Regions from separate parts of the Homo sapiens genome. Here region 2 is linked to region 1. A link is an interaction called in ENCODE POLR2A ChIA-PET data of the cell type or tissue named here. Cell type or tissue: MCF 10A. All regions are shown on one strand. Each heading gives the region's core, and the rest is flanking DNA. Links, peaks and the distances in the headings are about the cores only. Region 1 overlaps TEAD1 (TEA domain transcription factor 1). Region 2 overlaps PARVA (parvin alpha).

What was found. Peaks named below come from ENCODE experiments on the same cell type or tissue, not always from the same donor. Only the 100,000 strongest peaks of a DNase experiment are listed, where the experiment ranks them.
Region 2: POLR2A ChIA-PET joins it to region 1 with 5 read pairs; 1 of 35 experiments calls an interaction of 5 or more read pairs at or near these places.

The regions. Positions count from the first base shown.
Region 1 is chr11:12,836,538-12,840,933 of GRCh38, forward strand. All of the region lies in intron 3 of TEAD1 (TEA domain transcription factor 1), which reads left to right. Among named protein-coding and RNA genes, the nearest start is that of TEAD1-AS1, 84 kb to the right of the region's middle. In MCF 10A, for the core only: no CTCF peak of the experiment used is centred there; a DNase peak (open chromatin) is centred at 2,434.
Region 2 is chr11:12,429,166-12,433,561 of GRCh38, forward strand. All of the region lies in intron 1 of PARVA (parvin alpha), which reads left to right. Among named protein-coding and RNA genes, the nearest start is that of PARVA, 54 kb to the left of the region's middle. In MCF 10A, for the core only: no CTCF peak of the experiment used is centred there; DNase peaks (open chromatin) are centred at 1,366 and 1,896.

The DNA of each region.
Region 1 (4,396 bases), core at 211-4,210:
TTGCGAGCATGAGACTTTAGCTTGGAGGAGAGAGCGGGTTTGGTAATTTTGGAACCTGGTAAACTTTAGGGGCCTTAGTAAATTTCAAATATATGCTACAGGATTGCTAATTATAGTCAACTTGCTGTATATTAAAGCTCCAGAATGTATTTATTTTTGTGCCACCTTTCAGTTTCTGATTTCAGTCCCTGGAAAACCACCCATTCTTGTGCTGACTATTCCACCAACTAGTTTATCTGCCTTAGAGGTTATTTTGGTAAACTTTCACTGCATCACGGACTTAGCAGGGTAAAAGTCGGAGAGTAATGGTACATTTGTCATAACAAGAAAAAGCGGATCTATTTTTCTTTGGCAAAGATCACCTTTGGAAAGTGTTGTATTATGAAATGCAGAGTTAAATACAACTAACTCAGCTTTGATGTGTCCTTTGTTAACGTTCAGCCTCTAAGCGCAAGTTGATTAATGATGCACATCCCACAGTGACTTTTTCTCAAGCCCAGCAAACTCATATATACCCTAGTGTATAAAAGCAAACAACTTAATTAACTTACTCTTCATCCATAATTATCTTGAAATTAACTACTTATAATGTCCAAAAGTTTATGCTGCAAGCATATTTAAAAATCTGTTGAGAGTAAAAGGGACGGTATAATTGGTTACCCTCTTCCTTTCTTGCCCACTTAGCTATTAATATGAAAAGTAGCTACTCCCCTCATACTCTTTGGCTGTGTGCTTAAAATTATTATTATTTTAATTTCTGCAAACAAGAAAAGGGCTTTCTGTTATTTTTTCATTGAGCCCCTGCCCTGGGCCAGGCATCGGGTCCTCAGTAACGGACAGGGCAGTTTTGGCTACTGTTCTCAATGAGATTAGAGTCTCTTTGGAAGCTACAGATAGGTTATACTAGTCTGGTAGGGCTGCCATAATAGAATACTGGGTGGATTAAACAACAGAAATTAATTTTCTCCCAGTTCTGCAGCCTGGAAGCCCAAGAGATCAAGGTATTAACAGGTTTAGTTACTCCTGGTACCTCTCTCCTTGGCTTGTAGATGGCCGTCTTCTCATTGTGTCCTCACACGGCCTTTCCTTTGTGTTCACGCATCTCTGGTCTCTCTTTCTCTCCTTCTTCTTCCTTCTTCCTTCTTTCTCCCTTCTCCCTTCTCCCTTCTCCCTTCTCCTTCTCCTTCTTCTTCTCCTCCTCCTTCTTCTTCCTCCTCTTCCTCTTCTTCTTCCTTCTCTTCCTCTTCTTCCTTCTTTCTTCCTTCTTCTTTTTTTTTTTTTTGAGACTGAGTTTTGCCCTTGTTGCCCAGGCTAGAGTGCAATGGCGCGATCTCATCTCAGTGAAACCTCTGCCTCCAGAGTTCAAGCGATTCTCCTGCCTCAGCCTCCCAAGCAGCTGGTGCCTGCCACCACGCCCGCTAATTTTTTTGTATTTTTTTAGTAGAGACTGGTTTTCACCATGTTGGCCAGGCTGGTCTCGAACTCCTGACCTCAGATGATCTGCCCTCCTGGGACTCCCAAAGTGCTGGGATTACAGGTGTGAGCCACCGTGCCCAGCCTAATCTATGGGATTTTGAAGACAATACTGTCACTTAATGACTTACAACACATCCTCATGAGACCTAATAACAGAAGTTCTGGGTTCTGTGTTAATACGGGACTTCCTTTTGTGAAACTTGTAATACACTCAGGAGAAATGTGTGACAAATAGGATTCTACTTTTTAGGGGCATTTGGAGCACTGTATTGTCCTTGGGTAATAATGCTTAATGTGGACGATGCTACATGGCCTCCAAGAATATCCCTAGGCCCTTGATCCTTTAAGGGAGAAAACCAACCTTTACTTTTCGATTGTGTAATTGTGATCAGAATAGCCTCTGAGATATAAATTCCAAATATATCTGAATTGGTTTTCTTTAATTAAGAATACTTTTGGATTCAAATCATACTGGCAGCAAATTAAAGACATGTTTCATGTGTTTACTAAATGTTAATGATGGGATTACTTTGAAGATAAATTTTAACATTTTAAGTAAAACGTTCATGTAAAACAAAAGTTTATTATAGATTGGTTTTAAAATGAGCACTGCTTCAGAGTCAGGATATTCTTAGTAAACCCACAAGTGTTGTGGCCTTGTGCACGTCTTTTGGTTTCTTTTTGCTTTCATTTTGTCATCAGCAAAATTGAAATTGTTAGATGAAATTGTCTCTAAAGTGTTTTCTAGAGCCAAACATTTCTGATTCTCTAATATTAAAGTCTCTAAGAGAGTTTCTCTAAGCCCAGGCAGTACAGTTAAAAATATTTTCGTTGTTTGCTTGTTGGTTATAGAGTGATAATATTTTGCAATTAGGAAGCTTGGATGAGAAACCACACACGTGACATAAAATGGTTTCTCAACAGAAAATCTGTGCCGCTCAAACTGGGGAAACAGACTTATAAATTCCTTTTGACAAAAGACACGTCACCACACAAGCAAGTTAGGACAGAACTCTGAGCATTGTTTTTCATAGACTTGGGACAATTCCCAAATATTCTTTTTTCTCAAAACAATATTTTTCATTCCAATTTACTTATTAAAAAAAAAAACTGGGAGCCGGGCATGGTGGCTTACGCCTATAATCTTAGCACTTTGGGAGGCAGAGGCCAGTGGATCACCTGAGGTCAGGAGTTTGAGACCAGCCTGGCTAACATAGTGAAACACCGTCTCTACTAAAAATACAAAAATTAGCCGGGTGTGGTAATGCACGCCTGTAGTCCCAGCTGCTCGGGAGGCTGAGACAGGAGAATTGCTTGAACCTGGGAAGTGGAGGCTGCAGTGAGTCAAGAGCGTGACACTGTACTCCAGCCTCGGTGACAGAGTGAGATTCTGTCTCAAAACAAAACAAACAAACAAAAAACAAAGCTCTTTTTGAAGATCACGAGCTTCAGAAAGAAATACTGCATCCACTCTGTCCACATGTTTCTGGCCTGTCCATTCAGTTAACAGTTATTATGTCCCAGGTGCTAGGCTGTGTCCTGGGGACTGAGGTAACAGAAATTACAGGATAAAGCTCCTGCCGTGTAGTAGTACTTTAGGGAGTAGTAGAGATGTTGGTTGGGAAAGAAGTGATGCCAGAATGTGGCGGGGGTTATCAGAGCAGGTTCAGAACGTAAGGAGCACGACCAGGGAATCACTAACTTCGCGTAATGGAAGGGTTTGTTTCAGTTGGATATTAAAAGATGAATAGAAATTTGCAGGCAGCAACAAGAGTTGGCATTCTAGGTGTAGTAGGGGACTATATGATAGAAAGCCCACATTGAAGGTAATGTGGTAAGACTCATTAATCTAAGAAAGATCCTTCTGGTTGTAGCCTTAAGGAAGGGTGAGAGTGGGAACAGATGGAAAGTAAGGAAAACAGTTCGGAGGCAGCTTTAAGAGACCAGAAACGGGCCTGGCGCGGTGGTTCACGCCTGTAATCCAAGCACTTTGGGAGGCCGAGGCGGGTGAATCATGAGGTCAGGAGATCAAGACCATCCTGGCTAACATGGTGAAATCCCGTCTCTACTAAAAATACAAAAAATTAGCCAGGTGTGGTGGCGGGCGCCTGTAGTCCCAGCTACTTGGGAGGCTGAGGCAGAAGAATGGCGTGAACCCGGGAGGCGGAGCTTGCAGTGAGCCTGGATCGCGCCACTGCACTCCAGCCTGGGCGACAGAGCGAGACTCTGCCTCAAAAAAAAAAAAAAAAGAAAAAAAAAAGACCAGAAACGAAATCGGGCCAAGGCAAGAAGGGTGGAAGGTGGATGAGTCTGAGAGATGGATGTTTTCACTATGGAATGGTTGTGTAAGGATGGGGAGTCAGAAGAAGCCATGAGAAGCTTGTGAGAGTTAAGAGGCCATATTCAGTGTTGTGCTGGTAAATATAACCTCCTATAATTAAATTGTAAAGAGGTCAGTCCAAATTCATGTACTGGGGTTGATCGTTTCTGCGTAATAGTCTTTCACTTAACTTTTACTCATTTTCACTTTCACGAAATAAATGGCCGTGTCTTAGCCTGGGGGCCTAGGTCTGGGGTTCGGCTGTGTGCTCTTCCTGCAGTTTGGAAGTGCCGTCTATGTTAATAGATATTCCCAACTCTGCAGATCTTCTCTCGAGGCTGAAGGGGCCCCATTCCTATCAGAAGCCTCTCATTTTTCTCTGAGGTAGAAAAACTAAGGCATAGACTTCATAGGGAAGTTTATATGCAAATGGTGGCTTTCTGCACGGGCCCCTGTGAGTGGAGTGGGATGAGATACCCAGTGGCTTTCAGAGTTCTGGTGGATATTTGATTGCTCTCCATTGGTAGTAACTTTATTGCTTTTATAGGGAGAGTTGTACTGGAAATTTGCCCTCCCTGTCCTTCAGCTGGTTTGTTCCCA
Region 2 (4,396 bases), core at 236-4,235, 410 kb before region 1:
AGACAGGGTCTCACTTCATTGCCCAGACTGGTCTTGAACTCCTCGCCTCAAACAGTCCTCCCACCTCTGCCTCCCTGGGATTATAGGCATGAGCCACCATGCCTGGCTCAAAGTTTTAAAAGAAGTACTAACCCTTTAGCCCTTTAGCAGTGAGAAATAGGGAGAACAAACCCCTCCCCGAGGCCTGCATTTGCAGCACCCTCAATAAGTTGCACGTTGGTAAATGTTTAACAACCAGCTTTCCAGTAAAAAGTGTGTGTACAAATGCATATATAAGTTAATTATAAACTTCACTGATATAAAGGATGTATAGCACACAGTTTACAAATAATAATAAAATATCAACACTGTTTATTGTAAATTCCATATAGCCAATCCATTCTCACAGAATACTTTTGATACTTTGAGCTCTTGTAGCCATAGCTAACCTATGGTTAGCCATGATTTGATGCGTGGAATTTCATCAGTCCACTAACCTTTTCCCAATAAATTTATTGTCATTAAATCTGACATGTGATCACTAAACTATTTTTCATCTTTGTATCTATTAACCCATTTATGCCGGTGGTTGCAAATTTTTTTGTGAAAAATCAGACCTTGGCGATGACCTTGAGCAGTAGGATATAAATAACTCCCACAAGCTTAGCGTTCCAATAATGGAACACTAGGCATAACTGGGATAAACTGAAACCTCTTTCAGCTTCAGTACTGAGTATAACTTCATTCACCAATGGCATGAGCACCTTCTTTGCTGATCGTATAACAGTTTTAAATACTGGAAGAATATTTTCCTTTTTTTAATGTTATTCATGATATAATGACTACAGACACTTTTAAATTTTACAGACTCCCTTTAAGTTTAATCTGCATCATTGACATTCCTTCATCATTTTCTTAAGTCTAGATAATCAACAGAATGAGAAATCAAACCCTGATTTGCAATGTTGGTTGATTTCCAAGAAGTAAATACCCCCACTAGGGCCAATTTTGTGGTATCCCTGAACATGGAATTGGGAAGAGCAGCACACCATTGTGTAGTAGTACTTCTGCCATATAGATGCAGAACATCATCTCAAGAACGTAGATCATCAATATAAGTGATGAGTTGTGAGTATTACCTTTCTCAGTATAATTTACTTAATTGCAACTTTGTATTTTAAATTTTAATAATAACTGTATTTAACAACTGGCTCCCTGAATCCCTGAAAATTTAACATTTGAGAGCTGGTAGGAGCCAGTTCCAACACACCCATTGCCCTCTTTCCTAACGAGGGTAAAAGTCTCCTCTTTGGGTGAGTGAGTACCTTTCGTCACCTTGCCCCTCCTGGACACACAGGTCTTTGTTGCTCACACTGCCTCCAGCAGAAAACCCACACACAGAGGCTCCTTTCTTTCCTGAATCTCATACCAAGATGCTGTGGGGGGTTTGACATGGATCTTGCCTAAGCCTTATTACTCACATGAATCATGACGTTTAATGCATTTACTAAGACCTTTCCATCTCACCCTTATTTTCCCTTATATCTTAAAAAAAGGAATAAGAAAGAGGGCCCATGCCTGGCTATAATAGAGGATAGTTATAGACATATCACTTGGGCAGCTGTCAAATTAGTTACTCTAAAGTGTTCAAAAGTTCCCTCCTGATCTCACCTCCTAAAAGAAATCCAAACGTGCTTGACAGGGCGGAGAAGTCTAGGACTTTCTTTTCCCTCAACCATGCCACAACAACAAAGAGACACGATTCCTAATCGCAAAAGCACAAGCTTTTGTTTGTGCTAACCAGCAAAGCAAATGTTCGAGAAATTTGACAAAAACAAGCTCCTCCTGGCTCCACCCTCAGCCTTATTTTCCTTTCTTAAGCAATATCCCTTTCACACAGATGTGGACAGAGTGCCAACTGGAAGGCGGGAATAACCTGTCTGCCCCTGCTCCCAGGGCTGACTCACAGCAGTTTATTTTAGCAGTGGTTGATAAATAGCTGATCCCCCAATACCCCTGCCAGTGTTTCCCATCCTGTGTAGGCAGCCTTGTCCCCACTGGGGCCTGCCAGACCCTCCCATAATCTAGCAACAGCAAGTGCTTCCAGACCCTGCTGTGGTATCAGACTGGATAGTGCCTGGATGTTACGCATTGTTACATATCTGTCACCCCTGCGTCCATTCTTTCAATCTTGGCCTTGAGCCACTTAACACCCTGTGCATTCAGCCCCTGCCTGCAATCCAAACCAGGAGGCTCAGGCCCACCACGTGGCTGTGGGACCCATCTGATTTTTGGTTTTTCAATAGAGAAGAACTTAGCAGCTTAGAATGAGGCAAGAGTCTGCAGAACCCAAGGCCCCTTCTCTGAAGTTCTTGCCCCACATTTTCAGTCCTGACATGTTCCCAGATGGCTTCACTCATTCATTCCCACACCCTAGGTCTTTTAAATGGGTTAAAGGACCTGTGTGCTCTCACCTGACCTGAAAGGCCACCTGTCCCATGCTAGGGCCTAACCATCTATTGGACCATCTAAATGCAGACCCTGTGCTCAGCTGGGCCTTATGCCTGTATCTGCATGGCCCTGAGGCCAGTGCCACCATGGGCCCCCCACTCCCTGCCAACTTCCTTCACTCATGTTACTCTTTTTGCCACCATCAACACTTAGCCACACTGCCTTGCTTGCCCTTTGGGACTTTTTTCTCATCTCGTTCTGTGGCTTCTAAATCTAAGCAACCATTTGAATCTAGCAGTTGTTGGAAATTCCCAACTTTCTTACTCTGGCTGCAGCCTTGGTCCTCACAGAGGTGAGGATACTAGTTTACACTGGGGTTGCTTGTCCATTGAATCAGAATCATAAACGAAATGAAACTCCTTTCTCCAAAAGGGAAGAGCTCTGCAAAGGAGCTATAATATGCCCAATATCTGATTATAAAATCAAAATAAAATTCTTTTTACAATTAACGTAAAATTTTTCCTACTTTGCTTTGGGTTGGGAAATTACTACTATAGTTGAGTAGTGACTCTTTTTTCCTCATTTTCTTTCTCACCTGTCTCTTGAAAAATATTGCTCACACATGTTAAAGAATTTATATTAAAAGTGAATTCCAATAAAAGGCCTATTAAATTAGCCTGATTCATTAACTCTTTTTGAAAATAATGTGCATGTTTAGGACAGTAGTATCTTTCAGTTTTTATTTCATGAGATAAATGTGTTGGGAAATGGAGAGAGTACAAATAGATGTGAATGTCATTTTATCTAATTGAAGATGAATGCTGAATTTGGGAGCTGTAGAATTTAGTTTAACTTGCCTTGAAAGAGATTTATGATCATGGGATATGATGCTTTGTCTCCCAATGGCTCTGCCGTTAACCGTTCACCTCTTGTCTTTGTGAATCCAAAGAGGTAACTTGCAAGGTGGATGGGGCAAGAAACAAGGATGTTGAAGTTTGTTTGGCAAGTCAACAGAACCAAACCAAACCAAAAAATAACTGCTTATCTGGGCCTGTGCAAGTTAAAGTAATTTGACAAAGAACCACGTTCTGTCATGTGTACGTTATTTAGGCTCTTGCGTCATTTTTTTCTGTATCAAGATTTTCGAGAATATTTTAAAAAGTGGAGAGCTGTTCTAGCACAGTTGGTGCTGCATTGTTGAAGCCAGGCATAGCCATTGTATTTGAACCTGTTTTCTATCATGACCTCTGAAAATCCATTCCCAGAAAACTGATTGCTTAGGTCCTGTGGTTACACCCAAAGGAGATGGTGGCTAGAAATGAGGGCTCTGTCGTAGCCGTGGTACTGAAAGATGCTTCCTTGATGGAATGTTGCCAGACACGATTTAAAAAATTAAAAGGTATATTAAATTGAATTGTTTTGAATCGTTTTAATACCCATAGAAGAAGCTAGGAAAAGCTAGAGTTCTTAATGACCTATTTGAAGAATAAAATACACCCGAACCTCTAGGTCAAATGCTAAATTCCTTCTGCAGGTGGAAAGGCTGCACCTCACAAGGGAGGCCAAGTTTCATTTTTGCGACGACCTTACCCAGCTGAAACTTTCCCGGAATCTTTTATCATTAGCTCCCCACCCAAAGGATGAAAAACACCATCTGATTTACAGTTTTCCCATCTCTTATTTGAGTTTGCAACTTTCTTGGATAACAGATGGCCACAAAATGTGTAAGCCCAAATAAAAGCAAAGCATGGGCTTCACTGGTTCTTCACTGGTATCAGCTGCTTCTTAAAATTAAAATTATGTAAATGATACCTTAGTTTTAAGTGAGAGAATCAGCAATGAAGGAAGCAACCCCAGCACTTGAGAGTATTTCAGTTTGGGTTGTGTGGAAGGTTTGTTCTGTTTTGTTTTGTTTTTTGTTTTTTGTTTTTTTAAGCTTCTAATGTTTCCTTTTAAAGAGAAATAA